Linked DNA regions of Homo sapiens: region 1 is linked to region 2. The links are chromatin loops, found by intact Hi-C in ENCODE. Cell type or tissue: Caco-2. All regions are shown on one strand. Each heading gives the region's core, and the rest is flanking DNA. Links, peaks and the distances in the headings are about the cores only. Region 1 has its middle 240 kb from the start of GCFC2. Region 2 has its middle 180 kb from the start of GCFC2.

Evidence for each region. Peaks named below come from ENCODE experiments on the same cell type or tissue, not always from the same donor. Only the 100,000 strongest peaks of a DNase experiment are listed, where the experiment ranks them.
Region 1: a loop joins it to region 2, with 7 times the contacts of the local background. A loop is called at or near these places in 2 of 110 quality-filtered maps.

Annotation. Positions count from the first base shown.
Region 1 is chr2:75,947,282-75,956,241 of GRCh38, reverse strand. No RefSeq gene overlaps it. Among named protein-coding and RNA genes, the nearest start is that of GCFC2, 240 kb to the right of the region's middle. In Caco-2, for the core only: no CTCF peak of the experiment used is centred there; no DNase peak of the experiment used is centred there.
Region 2 is chr2:75,890,171-75,899,130 of GRCh38, reverse strand. No RefSeq gene overlaps it. Among named protein-coding and RNA genes, the nearest start is that of GCFC2, 180 kb to the right of the region's middle. RefSeq lists a silencer at 2,124-2,193. In Caco-2, for the core only: a CTCF peak has its summit at 2,179; DNase peaks (open chromatin) are centred at 2,170 and 4,767.

The DNA.
Region 1 (8,960 bases), core at 237-8,236, 57 kb before region 2:
CCAAACAGAAAACTCTGGAGAATGCATGTTAAAGTACAAATATACCTGATTGACAAAAATCACTGAGGTACAATCTGCATTTACTCTTCCTGAGAAAGCTGTGCAGTGTAGCAGGAAGATATCAAGGAAAATGGAACCAAACCTTCCTAATTTGGAAGGCTATGTATCAAAAAGAGTGTTGACCGTGGTAGAGAAGGACATGGCTCAACTTATAATTCAACTCAACACTGCATAAAGCATGTAAGTTACAGCTTATTAACAGCACTCAACAGATGCTCCAAGGCCCCAGGTTTGTAAAAACTGCTCCTGTCAGCTGAAAGACAGCAGGGATCCACAGAAAGAAGACCAAGAAGAAGGCAGATAACTAGTACAGCCAAACACATGAATGCCAAGCTGGACAGAAAGAAAGAAAGAATGGTGGTCTCTTCTGCTGAGTTTCTGTAAAGAGAAAGATAACTACACTGAAAAATACACGTCATTCATACACTGGTAATGAGACAGATGCTAAGAAGCCAGGAGGAAATGATAGAAATTTCTGCTTCATTCAATAAGAGAAAAATTAATATTATAAGGAATGACTGCTTGTTTTAGATGTGACAATAGTAATGTGGTCATATCATTTTAAAGAGCCTTTATCTTTTACAGATTCCTAAAGAAATATTTGCAGATGAATAAGATGACGTCTAGGATTTGTCTCAAAATAACTGAGGGTAAAGTGGATAGGGGTATAAATGAAACAGAATTGACCATAAATTTATAATTGTGAATCTGGATTGTAATGTACATGAAGGTTCATTATACTATTCTCTACACTTTTATAACAAGAAGTTTAAGAAAAAATAATTCTAGAAGAATTAAAGGTTTAAATATAAACAACCCCATAAAATATTAGAAAAATGTTGGTAAACATATGTGTATATCTAATGCATTGTCATATAGACAGAACCCATCTGAAAATAATTAACATATTTGACTAAAGTGGAAATCTACCTATAGTTATACACATAGATCAATAAAACAAATATGTATAGATTCAAAAATATTTAATAACAAGGGAAGTTGATTGTAATATGTTAAATTATAAACAGATTATAGAACTAATAGAGCATAATTCAAAATTTTACATATTTATGTTTGTTCATTTTACTAAGAGCTGGACCACTGCAACTAAACAACTCACAGCCTATGCCTTAGATGGAGACAGATAATAATAAACAATTCATTACATCTGCAGTGCTTATGAAATATGAATGAGAAGCATAGAAAGTTATCTAACAGGAAACCAGATCCAATTGGGTTAGGGAGGGGGGATAAGGAAGAATGACTTGATTGTTTTAGCTGACAACTCTAAGGAGTGACTGGGAGTTAACTAAAAGAAAAATGAAGTAAAACTTAGATAAGAGTATATTTTTCTCATTCATGGGATGGCAGGAAATTTTTATTTTATTCAATATGCTTTTCCATAATTTCAAGCAGAATATTGAATTACTTTTATCATTGAAAAAGTGGATGGTATAATTTTATACCATCCACTTTTTCAATGATAAAATATGAACTGGAAATTAATTTTTTTCTTATTATAGCTTCTTTCTCAATAACACAAACATATTTTGTTTGAAAATCCTTCAAACCTCAAATTAAAAGGTAATTATTTCTTAGGAGTTTATCTGGTAAGGTGCTGGTTTTATTAATAAATTGTAAAGTAAAACAAGATTTTTGATGAAATTATAAACATTATTTTTTATTTATCAAAACCTGGCAAAATGACTAAACATTATGCATATTGAAAGGAGGTGAGGGTAGTTGGCATGGGCACAATTCACAATGAATATAAGTGGGTATTTCTAAGTTGCAAGCAAGAAGATTAGAAATATAATGCAGAGTGACAGAGACAAAAAAGTGAATGGGAGGAAAGTAGAGAAGAGGGAAGGGGAGGGTGGAGGAAGGGAGGAAAGAAGGGAATAGGTATGTTGGTCCACAAGTTGTAGGCTCACATACGCCTGGTCATACATAGTGCCGAAATGTACAAATTGCCAATGCTGCAAAATAATGGAACATTTAAAACCTTTCTACTTTATTTATTTGTTTTTTCTAACACTGCTCTTGTTCATCAACATAGGAAGAAAACCAATAAGCACTTGGGTTTGCCAGCATAACTCAAGGCACATGGAGTTTTTAAGCTTACAAATTCTTCTAAGAAATATAATTTTCTCATCATAATCTCCTAAACAAGAAGTGGGAAATATTTCATTTGCAAAGAATCTTCTTTTGTTTTTGATGCAAAGGAAAATCTAACAATAATTCTTTTTTTCATTTTTCTTTTAGAAATTAAGAACATTTACATTTTCTGTCACTTTAACCTAATAGGGTGAGATTTATGCCAATATTGGGCATCACCAAGGACCATATTTCTGTACCTGCTATCATGGAAGGCTTAATGAGTAGGATGATAGAAAAGAAAAGGCAGGATTTCAGAATTAGACTAGTGTGGCGGTTTCTAATATTATGGAAAGTTACTTAGTCTTCCAGAGCTTTCATTTTCACCTGTAAAATCAGCTATGTCAAAGTCATATGGTACATGTATATAAAGTTTCAGTTTCGGGTATACAATAGATAAACCAATAAAAGAAAACCAGTTAATGTAGTGATGAACTCTTAGGTAAATATAAAAATTTTTAAACCAAACTTACTTTTGCTGTTTATTTCATCATCCTGCTTTTTGGTTAAAACTCTAGAAATGGCAAGATTTTTTCTGTCTTTAAAGTTCTTATCTTTGTATTCTAAGGAGATTTTCACACTACCGTCTTTCATATGTTTTGATTTAAGATGACAATATTCTATTCAGAATTGTAAAGAATAGTCTTTAAATGAAAACATAATTCTATGTGTCTGTCATATTAAATAAATAGGACCTCAAAAAATGTCACTCTACCTAAAGCCAGGAAAACCTGTGAGTCCTCATGTTTGGTAGCTAATTTTCTTGCAATGAAATACCCTATGGTTGAATTACAGGAAAGTCTGAATGGGGAAAAGCATTAATATTAACTGAAGGAGCCCAGGCTGCATTTTACTCATGAGATTTAAGCTTGAGCTGATTAAAGAGCACTTAATAAATTCACTTGGGCAAAGTTATGGCACTTGGGGGAGATTTGAAATAGGACTATAATTGTGAAAAGTTCATGGGATGCCAATTCATACCAGCGACGATAATAAAAGTGGCCAGAAGTAACAGGTCTGAGGCCATGGTTCAGATAAATTTTCCAAGGTAAAACAGCACTAAAAAGGTGATATACACAAAGACAGAATTTTCTTTCATGATTCACAGCAGCAGAAGCTTTCAAGAGACAAAGAACCTAGCAACTGAATGGATAATAGTGTGTTTGCTACTGGAAAGCAGAGGAAATAAGGGGCTGAAGATGGGAGGCTTGGAATAAAGTAGAAAGGACTGAACTGCTATCTGCTTTAATATTCACTAAGAAAAATTAAAAATTTAGACTGTGTGTGGAGACCTTAGGACTACAGAGAAAGGGATTTTTTTTCCACTTCACTTGTTGCATTATGTAGAGCAGAAGAGCCTTCTGCTTAAATGGTTTGCTGCACATTCATCTATTTTGGGGCAGAATGTGAACATTCTAAGTTGGATAAATCTATCCTGTCTCAATGGCGTGTCTGATGTAATATTTATAACCCATTACATTAAAAGCAACTTCTGTATCCTTTATCCACAATTTGCAGGTGTTAGGCATCCTTAAACCAAAGGTCACTTGACTCTTATTAGAGCAGTTCTCTATATTTATGAATCACCTGGAAATCTGTTAAAAAGGAAGGTTCCTATTTCCCAACCTCCAGGAATTTTGATTGAGTAACTCCAAGGTTGGGCATAGTTAAGAAATACCCAACCTGAAGTGACTCCAAAACCAGACGGTCCACAGACTGAGGCCAAACCCTAGAGAACAGCAGACTCTTTGCTCATCCATTTTTTAAAGAGAAAAATTAAAAGTTCATTTGGATCCTAATTGTTCAACTTTTATTTTACCCCATAATTCTGCAATTAAATAATAAATTAAAAATAATCAATAATGGATGTTCAAATCAATGGGTAAAAGTGTGATAAGGAAGAGTTTATTTTCATAATCTCAAATCATCTCTGTAGGAAATATAATAATAATTAATAATTTATAAGTGAGAAATAATTTTAATTGACTTTACAGTGAAGAATCTGGCAGACACCACTTTTAAACTTCTAAAATTTAACATTAACATTAATGAGACAAATAACATCATATTAAATAGCATCTCAAGTCTGATATTTCTGCCAAAATTGCATAATGTGAATTGAATCATCAGGAAATATTTAACAAATAGGTAATAAAATTAACCGGCCTCCACACTTCAAAAATATTAAGTCATGAAAGACAAGGATAGATTGATAAATTGTTCTAGACTGAAGAGACTGAAGGAGGCTAAGAAGACTTGACAACTAAATCCTATGCATGATCCCAGATTGAATGTTGTACCAGAAAGGAAAGAGATAAAAAAGGAGGTTTTGTTTGATTGACTGATTTTTTTGTTTGCTTTGTTCAATAAATGACTGCATTAGGATAGTAGAAAAAATGCGAATGGAGTTTTAGGGTAAGGTGGTTGTATTTTACCAATGTTAATTTTCTGATTTTTATGGATATACTATGGTAACGTAGGAGAGTATCTTTTAGAAAAATATACACTGAGCAATTTAAGGATAATGAGATATCATATCAAAAAACATTTTCAAATGGTACAAAAATATAGAAAAAGCTAGACAGACAGACTGATAGAGACACAGAGAGAATGTAAAGGAAATGCGGTCAAATATTAACACAGTGGAACCTGAGTAGACGGTATGCAGGTGTTATACTGTTGTACAACTTTTCCATGACTCTGAAATTACTTCAAAATAAAAAGTAGAGAGAGAATGAGAGAGAGAGAAAGCAATTTCAAATTCATCATTATAAAACGGCAACATGACTCCCTAGTGGAAGCAACAGCACCAGGTTTTATATTTATTTAACCTTATGAAACATAAAAGAGATACATCTAGTAAATATACGTATAAAGTCACAAACATTGAAAGTCAAAGATATTATCTGGCAAATACTAAGCAAAACAAACAAGCATAGGTATGTTAATGACAAAGAAAGCATTAAATAAAAAGCATTGTAATAAGTAAGGGGAGTTATAATAGAATGATTGATTCCTCAGTTCTAAATATATATATGCACCTAATTCCATAGCATAAAAATATAAGACATAAAGCAAAAACTGCATAACCCCAGGTAGAAACAGGTAAGTTCACACTGAAAGAGATTTTAACATATCACTCTGAAACCAATAGGTCAAGCAAACAGGAGTCAGTAAGTACATGGAAATTTGTACAACACTGGCAAGTTTGATGTATGAAGTTACATGAAATACTGTACTCCATGCCTGTAGAATACACATCATTGTGAAGCACATATGGAACATTTATAAAAATTTCCTTAATATTATGATACCATACATATAACAAGTTTCATTACATTTTAAAGGACTGGTATCATCCAGACCACAGTCTCTGACCAAATTGCAACTAAACAAAAAATCAATAACTATATGATAACTAGATAAATTATATATACTTGGAATCCCCTTTATGTGAGAATTCCCGATCTAGTTTACCACTGTCCCCATTAATCCCTATTGAGCCAGAACTGAAGGCAGAATGAAGTGGCTATTCATCATTATACCACTAGTTCTGTTGGTTTCTTAGAGTAAACAGTCTTTCTTGATACCCATTTCACTATCTAAAATGGGGTGAAGAGGGACAAACCAAGGGGAATATGTGTTTTTAAAAAATGTGAATATAATATGTTCATTATGCAAAGAAGGTATCAGAAGAATATGACTAATGCACCATTATGAGATGACCCAAGGTAAGAACTATTATCAATATACAGAAATGATGAGTGATGAAAAATAAGTCAACTTTAAAGGACTGAAATTTCTAAACATTTTTGGTGGATAAAATAAGCAATGCTATCATGCAACGTCATTATGTATTAAGTGAATGTTTCCTGGGACTTCAAAACCTTTTTCAGGTGGTAAGCTTATTTTTATAAACTGTCTACAAAATGCATTAGAAAGTATGTGCATCAAACAGAAATAATCAATTGCAAAAATATGTCTAGCCAGAAATGCTGTAGTTCAATGTATTGTAGACTTAGCTAAGAACTTACAGGACACAATGCATGAAAAAGTTAAATCTTTTGTGGCATATTCTATGGCAGCTGATGAAAGCACAGATATAAATAATACCACCCAATTAGCTATATTTATTCATGATGTCGAAGAGAATTTTGATGTGACCGAAGGACTTTTGGGCAGGATGCCCATGCTAGAAATAACATCAGGAAATGACTTGCTTTTGTGTGTTAGGAAAATGTCCATGTTGGACTACTCAAAATTAGTAGTCAAGACTACAGCCAGTGATTCTGTAATGGTCAGTGATATACAAGTTTAATTCAAGGTAACAACATGTTCCTAGGTTACAGAACATAAGCCTGACCAATGCATCACTCACCAGGGAGATCTTAAAAGTTAAAAATGAAACTCATCGTCAAGGTAGCCATTACCATATGGACTGTCTGAATCACAGGCAATACGGTGATTGGCTTGATGAATTAGAGGCTGCACTACTTGAAAACAGCTGGCTTAGTGGTGACATGAGGCTAAAGAGAAGTTTTTAACTATTCAAAGAAACTTGCCTGTGTTACTCAAGGAAAACTTCCAGCCTCTGTTCCCCAGTCAAAACTGGATCAGACTTGATCTTCTTGGTTGATACTACAGCCAATCTAAATCCTAAATATTTCTTTGTATCAGTGTTCAAATATACTTTCCACAAAATGTATGACTCTATTCACATATCTGCAGAAAAATTGTGGCTTTGGGAAGATCTTAGCTAAGGTATAATAATTATAACTAGCCCACCTTTCTGCCCTAAAATTGGTTTTCAGAAATGAAAGTACAGCCTCAACTACATTCTCAAAATTGTACAGTTAAGAACTGACTTTCAAAATATATTACCTGACTCTACATTTTATAAAAATTACCTAATATTTTGCGTGAGCTTTCCTCTGCGAATGAAGAAGCAAGTGAGAGATAATGAGCTGGAGCACAACAAAACTGAAAAACAAATATGATGATATTAAAAAATCAGAAGTCTACAAGTGTATCAGATAAAGTTGTGCTAAATGCAAAAACAACCATGCCAAAATACTATCCATATTCAGAATTCCCTATTTTCGTTGTTTTTAAATTATGAAAATGAATAAAACTGAACATTGCCCCATTTAAAAATATCACAGTTGAATGTTTTTTGTATATTGAAATTCAAAATGCAAAACTTAGTCACATTTTTGTTCATTAAAACAACACTGTAAGGGTGGTTCCAAGTCAACAAAAATAAAAATTATGAAATATAATACATGAGTATAATGTTCTATTTGCAATTTTTATTTTGGAATTTAAGAAAAATTATCTCAATTTTATATGTGTCTATGTTATGTGTTTTCATCTTGCATCATTTATGTTACCTATACGACTCCTTTAACCATACCAGTAGTCTCAGTCACTTTTTTTACCTCCTCATCTACATTTTCAACTACCTATTAGACATCACTATTTTTAGATGTCTATGGCATATCAAACTCAACATCTCTAAAACTGAACTTAGAAGACTTGCCTCAGTAATTCAAGTTCCTTAGATAGCACCTTTAACCAGACATTACATTCAAACTGATTCCAAATCTGCATTTCAACTAGAATATACTTCCTTCTCTATCACTCAGTGCAGCTAACTTTCTTGACAATGGCTTGCACATCTATGTTCTCTTTTCTGTTCACATTGCCTTTGTTTAGTTACCAGACATTCTCAGATTAGGTTTTTGCAATGTCTTCTTTGAAAGACTTCCTGCCTTTAAATTCTCCAATCTCATTCCGTCCTGTACACTATTCCACAGTAAATTGTCTTCAGTGTACTGATGATCAGGTCCCTACTCTGCTCACACACTGATATTGACCTTGCACTGTTTTTGACCACCTACAGTATAAAGGTTGTGCTTCATCCCTACCAGAGTCACTGTGGTCAGCTCCCACCTAGTTCTCATGGTGCTGATGCCCACAGCTCCTCACCTTGCATATTTTTAAGTAGCTAGCTCATCACATGATGCATTGCAATGGTATTGTACCTTTTTCTCAAATTCTTATCTTAGCTCATGACTGGAATGCTCTTGGGCTCCATTTCTACGTGTCAAAATATTAGCCTCCTCTGAGATTCATCTCAAAATGCCTCATCTATGAAGTCTACATTGACCCACCCACTGAAATAGTTATCTATCTCTTAGGTAATCCTATTATCACTTATCCATCAATTTAGCAATTACTACTCACTGTGTTATAATAACTTGTATCAATTTCCTCTTGTCCCTACCAGACCAAAAATTTATTATAAACAAAAATTGTTTCTGACTTAACTTTGAGTCTCAGTGACTCTCTCTTCAAAATTTTTCAGTGAATTTGCTGAATTGAGGTTGGATGTTAAAGTAGGAGGAAATGGACCTTTAAATGATCAATAGAGGCAGTTTTTGGTCAATAAACTGAAATAATTTCCAAAATTCTACTGGTATTTTCGGCATGTGAATAAAGAGGACATTTGCCATTATTTGGCTACTCTGCACCTTCCCCCTTCCTACCAGCACTTTGATTGTTCAGAGGAATCACTGAGCCTCCCATTATATGTAGTCTTCATAGGTGGGTAATTCAAGATTTTGGTTTCTCTGCTCCTCCTAGCAGTATCTGAGCAAGGGCAAATGGCCTAATGTTAGGCTATTGGATGCTTACTCCTGGTGCTTAAATCTTGATTCAGTGATGAAAGAATGGAGAGGACT
Region 2 (8,960 bases), core at 382-8,381:
AGAAGCCAAAAATCAGAAACAAAAGGGAACCATAGAGATTGTATGGACATTATATAAACTGGTTGTTGTTTTGGTTTCTATTTTTGTTTTTTCCTAACTTTGCAGATTCTTGGTAGCAAACAACTGAAGAACGCAGGAATAGGGCTGTGTCTATAGGGCATACAAAATTTTCCAGAACTTTTGTTAATTTCACATAACTGAAGAGCAAAAATTGGAGTCATGTCAGGACAGCCAAGACTTCAGAGACCAAGATTCTGATGAAAAGGAAATTATTAAGTAGTCAATGGGACACTTGGTGGTTTTCTCTTCCAACACTAGCAGAATTCTTAAAATTAACAGGGAAAGAAGCTAAGAAGAAAGTTCTTGAAGTGTAGAGAAAATGTTCAAACTCTCATCACAGATCTGAGGAGATAAAAACTGGAGATCAGAACCCATCGAGGAGGAGATACAAAACTAGAATTCCTGGAGGGCTAGAGATTAAGACTAGAAGCATACTGGAAATGAATGGAGATGTAGTTGCAGCTCAACCTTGAGTCAGTTCTTTACCTGACTGGATTGACACCTGCCCCCTCTCTATCTGCCTATAAGAACTCTCTCAGGAGGAAGATATCATTCAGGACCTCTACAGTTTTTCATATGCAATGTCTGAAATTCGACCAAAAATTACAAGTACAGAAAAAAAAAACAGAGAATAGAAACAAATTCATGGATGACTACAAATTCATTTAATTATCAGGATAACAAATAGGTACTTAAAAGTAATTACAACTAATATGTTCAGTAATGGAGAAGGGTTGACAAGATCAGAAATTTCAATTGAAAATAAAATTAAACTTTCATAAGTAAAAAATAAAATTGAGAATTTAATAGATGGTTATAATGGCAGATCAGACCCACCAGAGAAGATGAAAGATACAAATATGTGATAGTAATTATTTATCATTTATAATTTAAATTAATAATGATCATAAATAATTAATTATTAAATTACTATCATCTCTGTCTCCCAGTGGTCATTAATTCACTCATCCTTTTTTAAATATATAATCACCAAGCTAAAGTGCAGAGACAAAGGTGCAGAAAAGAAGATAATAAATATATGGGACATAGTGGAAAGGTCTAACATACAAAACTGGAGTTTCAGAAAACAGAAAATGAACAAGAAGCAATATGTGAATAGATAATGATTTAGAATTTTCTGAGCCTGATGAAAAACACTAATCCACAGTGTGAAATTTCATTGTAACTCTCACTAGTGTACTGAAATCCTCCATATATTTCCAGGGATGCCTGGAGCCATAGTAGTAATCCTTGGCAAAACCACAATGGAATATACTACATAGGAATTAATGTAGTTTTTTGTGCTAATGTAGTTTTCCAAAAGACATCAAGTGGGAAGTCTGTAACATCTTTCCAATATTCCTTATAGAATGTGTACCAATGAGTGGTTTATATCTGGGTGTCTGTTATGTTATCTTGGTTTCTGCTATTGAACATGGTCTCACAGCCTGGTTTTAGCTATGTGTACAGCTGAAAGACACCTACTGAATGAGCTGCGGCTTCCCCTGCTGGCTCACTTGCTGGAAATAAAGCACAACCTTATGACTGAGAAAGGACTCTGGAATCTGTGTGTGGACAATGTGAACCTACTTTCTTACCCGTTGCTTTGTATCTGTTGTCTGTAATAAATCTTGCATGAGTGTGTGTGTGTGTGCGTGTGCGCGCGCACATGTGTGCATGCATGTACAGGTCTAGGTTACACTGTATTTCTAAAATTATCTCTAATAAGCTTAGAACGTTTGTACATTTTAATAGGAAAATAATGAAATAAATGAGTAATCCCCATCAGAGGAAAAAATATACTTTAATACATACGTTTCCTTTACTCTCTACTTCTCACTCCTCCCTCCAACCCCAACACACCTTTGTGTTTTCATTAATATAACCTGGAATCAAGTGTAGTTTTGTAGTCATGAAATGTTCAGTATTTCAGATTTTACTCTTTCATTTCTTCTCCCCAAGATGGTTGCTGAATAAAAGACGGAAATTCCAAAGTTCTCATGGCAGAGAGGAGGATGGTAGAAAGAGGAACTCACCAATGCACTTAGCGTCCTGTTTCCTACCTGGGTCTCTGCTGCCAAGATCAGGGGCTGACACTCCCTCTACTGGTAACCAGAGAGAGACAACTGGCCCCGTCTGCTAATGAGGTCTTGAAGTCTGTAGCTCCAAACATTTGCCTCCAGTCTCAAAGAGAAGGGAAATCTATCAGAGAATGTCTGAAGGCAATGATGGGAAAAAATACCTATTCCTGATTATTCCTCCCCTGACTTTAGCCTATACAATAAAATGGTAATATGCTGAGAGTCAAAACAAATGTATGTTTTGTTAATCTTGTAGACAGTCAAAGTTTTATGGCTGATTTCATTATTGAGTCATGATTGTTAAACACAATCACCATAAATTTACAGATTTTTGAGAGACCGATTTCTGTAGAAAATATTTTATTCATGGCTTTTTCTCATTCCTGATTTATTAACTCTTTACATTTCCTTCTTCTGTGCCTTTTCAAACTGATTAAGAAAATAGCTCTGATACAGTATAATATTTTTTAATAAAATAATATTAATTTATTCTTAGTCATATTGATTAAGTTGGCTTGAAACAAGCAACACAGTTGGACAGTTGTGGAGCAAGGCAAACCCTTCTTAGACACTTGTCCCCAAATCTGCTAAGTATGAGAACAACCGGATTTGTCTAAGACAAATAAGAAACAAACAAACAAACAAAAAACCTTGACATTCTGATTCACCAGGTCTGGATGGAATGTAGACTAAGAATCTGTAGTCTCAAAAATACCTCCAGATGTTTCTAATGTGCGGCCAGGTTTAACAACAACTACTCTAGAACTCTTCTGTTTTTTAACAATGACCTTGAGGTAGCAGGCCAAGAAAAGAAAAATAATGTTTTATTCACTGTGCTGATTCATTCTTGCTCACTCAGCTAAGACTTTTTGGTGCAGGTTCTATGTATGTTGTCACTTTGCTTGATGAAACTCTTAAGATATAAGATGATCAATAAAAATTAAATGCACTCTTCCTCCAGGGTTTTTCCCTCTCATTATTATTGGCAGCCTTTGTGGTAGAACAAACCAGCATGCAGGCAATCCTGAGCTAATATATAACAATTTCTGTTCATAAAAGGCAGTCTGCCCAAGCCTTTTAAAACATATTCTAAAATAAAACGTACACATTTTGCTGCTAGAAAGTAAAAATACCAATTTGTACAAAAATAAAACACAGGAGAAAATTGCATGCTATACCCCACCTACCTCTGTCTTATAAAAGTCATCAAAACCTCTCACAATTCTGTGACTTTTCACCTGCCATCCTTTCTGCATGTCTTCACTTTCCTTGTCCAAGAAACCATATATTATCCTTTAAGATCTGATTGAAATTTCACAATCTCTATGAGGCCTTTTATAACCCCTTATTATTAATCTATCACCTAGTGGATTCACTCAGTCGTCCTTTTTTAAAAAAATCATTTATCCCTTGTTTGATTGCTGTATCTGTCTGCGGAGTTAAATGTATGCTCCTGTGGAAATTACCATATTTTGTGACTGTACACAGAGAGTGCTTAACCACTGCTAAATAAATGCTCTTCTCTACACAATGACAGTTAAAATGCATATTTCTTATTGTGCTTTTGAAATAATTTAATGGGGCTATATGGGATCCATTTATACTTCCTGGAAGTTTTCTTAATAGATTGTTCTTTGCAAAGGGAAAAAATAGAATGAGAAACTAAGACTTTAGAAAATATTGGGTTAAGCAATGAGAAATCACCAATATTATACCCTTTTTGATCTACAAATATAGTAATTTCATGTACTTCAATGGATATATAAAGGTTTAAATGTACTAAAACACTTCTGGGTTTTTTTCATGTCTGACCTTTTTTGAGACAGTAACTAATATTTGACCAAAAAAAAAACTTGCTTTATAAATATTTTCAAGCTAATAAGCCCAAGGTCTACCTACTGAATCACTGATCAGAAATTGAGGGGAAACGTCTGTGAAAATGGCAGAGTAAGGACCTTCAAAAACTCTCTTATCCATAAAAGCAACAAGAAAACTAGCAAAAATTGTCAAGATCAACTTTTTTTCAGGACTCTGGAAATTAATCAAAGGCTTGCAGCAATCCACAGAGCGTTTATTCAAGAAATATGGCTGAATCTTGGGAAGAACAGTCAATTTTCTGGCATTTTTACTTGTCCTAGTCTCATCCCTATTTCTCCAGTTCTGGAGTAGCCTTGAAAACATACAGCGCCTGGCAGCTACTTGACAGTGTAGAATAAGGTTATTGCTCCTTCAAAGCCTTTTTCACAGAGAATTGGCATTATTTGACCTATCTGGTGGTTCCCAAGAAAAGACATCAATGTCTATTTGACTTGGCTCAGAGCTCACCCAGTGTGAAAAGTCTTTTCCCTGGGGGCATTTGTTGAAAAAAATTTCATTAATTGCTTAATTTTATGGCTGCCTGAGGTGGTGAATAACTGTTGGGGCAAATAGGCTAACTAAAATGTTTAAAAGGAAAAGCTAAGGAATGAGATTGGCTTTGAAAAGCTCCCAAAATCTACAGGGTCATACACATGAGTAGGACTGTACATATGCCCAGGGCTATGAGCATGATAAAGAAAGATCTGAGAAAGTCATAATGTCTTATCTTTGGGTGACGTTGAGGTTCATGCAAACAGAAAGTGAAGGCTAAGACAAAGATATCAATAGACTGAGTACTGAAGCCATCTCCTATCATGCACACAGAGCCCCTTGTCAAAGACTGAAAATTTATTGGTTTCAGGTATTTAAGGAGTCTCTGTCTAATAATTAGCTAACAACTAAACAAAGCAGAGACTTCAGTGGTAGAACCTATCAAAGACTACAGACTGAAGAGACTTATTCCAGAAAAGTTACTAAACAAACAACAACAAACAGCCACATTGATAAGCCCTGGTTAAGGAGAAAAAGATTGGATTCCTAGAGTTGACATGTAATATTATTTTAAACACTTATTTTCAACCAAAAAAAAAGTATAAGGTATACAAAGAATTAAAAAAAATGGCCCATACACATGAAAAAAAGAGTAACTAGTGGAAAATGTTTCTGAGGAAGCCCAGATAATGAACTTATTAGGCAAAGACTTTAAGTCAGTTATTTTAAATATGTTCAAAGAACCAAAGGAAACCATGTCTAAAGAACTGAAGTAAGTATGAGAATGATGTCTTCTAAGAAATCATAATAAGAATATCAATAAAGAGATACAAAGTTATTTTTAAGACCCAAATTAAAATTCTGGTGTTGAAAAGTACAATAAATGAAAAATTTACTAATGTTGTTCAACAGAAAATGTGAACATACAGAATAGAAATTCAGCAATTTCAAAAACAGATCAACTAAGATTATTATTCTAATGAACAAAAAAAATCAAGAAAAATGAATAGAACCTCATAGACCTGAGGGACACTATTAAACATACCAACATATGCATAATAGGAGTTTCGGAAAGAAAAGGAGGAAAGGGCAGAAAGAATATTTGAAGAAATAATGACTAAAAGTATATCAAATTTTATTAAAAAATGTTAATCTACATCTAAGAAGCTCAGTGAAGTGATAGTAGGATAAACTCAACAAGAACCACACTTTGACATACTATACTCAAACTGTTAACAGCCCACGACAAAAAGAGAACCTTGAAAACAGCAAGAGACAAGCAACTCATCACATGTTAAAGATCTTTAATAAGATTAACATGGGCAATTGATTTTCAACAAGGGTACCAAGAAATTTCATTGGAAAAAGACTAGTCTTTTTTAACAAACAGTCCTGGGACAACTGGATATTCACGTGCAAAATAATAAAGTTGATCTATATATCGCTGTCTTCAAAAATTAATTCTAAATGGACTAAAGACCTAAACACAAGAGGTAGTCCCACAAAACTCTTAAAGAAGACATAAGTGTAAATCTTTGTGACCTTGGATTAGGAAATGGCTTCTTAGATATGACAGCTAAAGCACAAGCAACCAAGGAAAAAAAAATTAAAAATTGGACTTCATCACAATTAAGACTTTTTGTGCTTCAAAGGGCACAATCAAGAAAGTGAAAAGATAACCTGCAGAACAGGAGAAAACATTTGCAAATTACATACTTGATAAGAATCTAGCATCCGGAATATGCAAAGAACTATTAGAACTCCACTAGAAAAAGATAAATAGTCCCAATTTTTAAGTGACAAAAGATATGAATTGATATTTCGTTAAAGAAGATATAAAAATGACCAACGAGCATATTAAAAGAAGTTCAACATTCCCTTCATAATAAGAAATGCAAATCAAAACCACAATGAGTCACCACTTCACACTCACTAAGTCTATAATCAAAAAGATGAACATTAACAATGTTGGCAAGGATGTGGGGAAGTGGAAACCCTCACACCATACTGGTGGGAATGTAAAATGGTATATACTTGCTTTGGAAAACAATTTAGCAGTTCCTCAAAAAGATTCACATAGAGTTAGCCTATGACCCAATAATTTCACCCATACATATATGTGTGCATGTGTGTATTTACACTTTAATGTGTGCATACACACACTTACACATATATATTTATACACATACACACATACACATATCCCCAAAGAATTTAAAAGAAATGTTCAAACAAAAACTTGTACATGCATGTTCAAACAACCCAATGTCCACGAATTGATGAATGGATTTTTTAAAATAGACGAAACAAACATATATTCATACAATAGAATATTATTCAGCCACTAAAAGCCACTGAAACATGCTATATTATAGATTAACCTTGAAAACATTATACCAAGTGAGAGAAGCCAGACGCTAAAGGACACATATTGTATGATTCCTTCTACATAAAATGTCCACAACAGGTAAAATCCATAAAGACAAAGAGTAAACTAGTGGTTCCTAGGGTTTGATGGGACTGAGGAGTAGATATTAAGTTTCTTTTTGGGGTGAAGAAAATGTTCTGGAATGAATTCTGTGGCTTACTAATTACATATTTGCTTAAAATAAAAATTAATTAAGTGTCCACAGTGTTTTTCAGGTATGATGGTAGGCACTTAGGTTTCATTTGAAGTAATTTTTCTTTGTTTTTTATATGTGTATTCGCTATGTCTGCAAGTTTGTTTTTAAGGTGACGTGTGTGTCCTTATTCTAAATGTTGCTCATATGAGTTCCCAAGGAGTTCAGGAAGATATTTACATAGTATTCAACTAACATTAGAAGAAGGGAAATAAAGGAAGGCTGAAATGGTTTTGTCAGAGCTCAGCTGTACTAACTCCTTGAAGTCTCACATGGAATGCTACTTAGATTTCAACAACTTTCTTTTTTTAATCATGCAAAGGCAAAGAAAATGTAAGGGGAAAATCTTACCTTATTTCTTGCTGTGCCTCTTTTGAAACTGTGAATTATGGTGATTCTGCTGTAATTTTTCTGTTGAAACCACATAAAACAACACTTCTACAAGTTGTTGGGGAAATGGTGGCATCTCCCCTCTCAGGCAGTGGGCATTCCTGTGTCAGTCACTTCAGGAACAAACAAGACCCCAGACAGAAAGCCAGCATCTGCAGAGCAAGTCTGGGACGGAAGGACATGGGCCTTCTATTCCTCCATGTGACTTGCTGTTGCTGTCCTGGTGTGGTACTTCACGAAGCTTAGGCAGGTTTGAAGACACTCCAGAAGGTATGGCAAAAAGAGCTGCTTCTGAGCCACTAAGTAGGTCTGGGACGCATGTGGAGTGGTCCCTTCCAGCTAGTCAGTAAAACAGCCCTTTCACGGGTATGTTGAGTTAAGAGTCAAGACCCAGATACACCAGACAACCAGAATTTTTTATTGCATGTTACTTTCTATGTTGGCTCTCTTGCTTAAGTTTGCCCTGACCTCAAGTAAAGACTTTATTAAACATTAAGCCATGATCTTCTCAACTATTCAAAAAGAAATTAAGGAAAGTATGTCCACACTTTCCAGAATGGGGAAAAAGAAATTAGCATCCCCCTGAAACCAGTATCATGCAGAGAAAGTTCCCAAGAGAGTTAAGGATCATCTGTAGAGTTACCTCTTCCCATGAGAAGATTCTCCCTTCATTACAAAAACTGCAGATTCACACTACTATTTTACTAAAGGAGCCAAAGGGTTTCCCTACAGAATCCATGAAAAGCAAGAAATCAAAGAGTTTCAAGACAAATGCTAATGTGAGAAATTGAAAATTTCCCTTGGAAAAGATATCCTCTAATCCTGTTGATTTCACTTTTCCACACCCCAAACATAGTTTAAAAACATGTAACAGGTTTAAGTCCTGGTCACTTTTTTTATTTTTTATTTTATTTTCTTTTATTTTTATTATTATTATTTGGGACGGAGTCTAGCTCTGTCACCCAGGCTGGAGTGCAGTGCGCGATCTCGGCTCACTGCAAGCTCCACCTCCCGGGTTCACGCCATTCTCCTGCCTCAGCCTCCGGAGTAGCTGGGACTACAGGCGCCCGCCACCACGTCCATTTAATTTTTTGTATTTTTAGTAGAGACAGGGTTTCATCGTGTTAGCCAGGATCCTGACCTCGTGATCCGCCCTCCTCAGCCTCCCAAAGTACTGGGATTACAGGCGTGAGCCAACGCAGCCGGCCAAGTCCTGGTCATTTTTTGTATCATTGTTAATGAAGTCCACATTCTATTGCATCTCTCCCCACCCCCATCACAATGTAGCACACCATCCTCTTTTACTTTCTACATAAATCTGAATATCTGAATCTCTCTTTCCCATTGATGTATTTACTACTTCCCCTCTAGAGAATGTAAAATTCTTGAGATAAGATCTGTAGTTCTTCTTCATTTCTGTACCTGCTGTACCTAGAGCATAGCAGGTACTCAATAAATG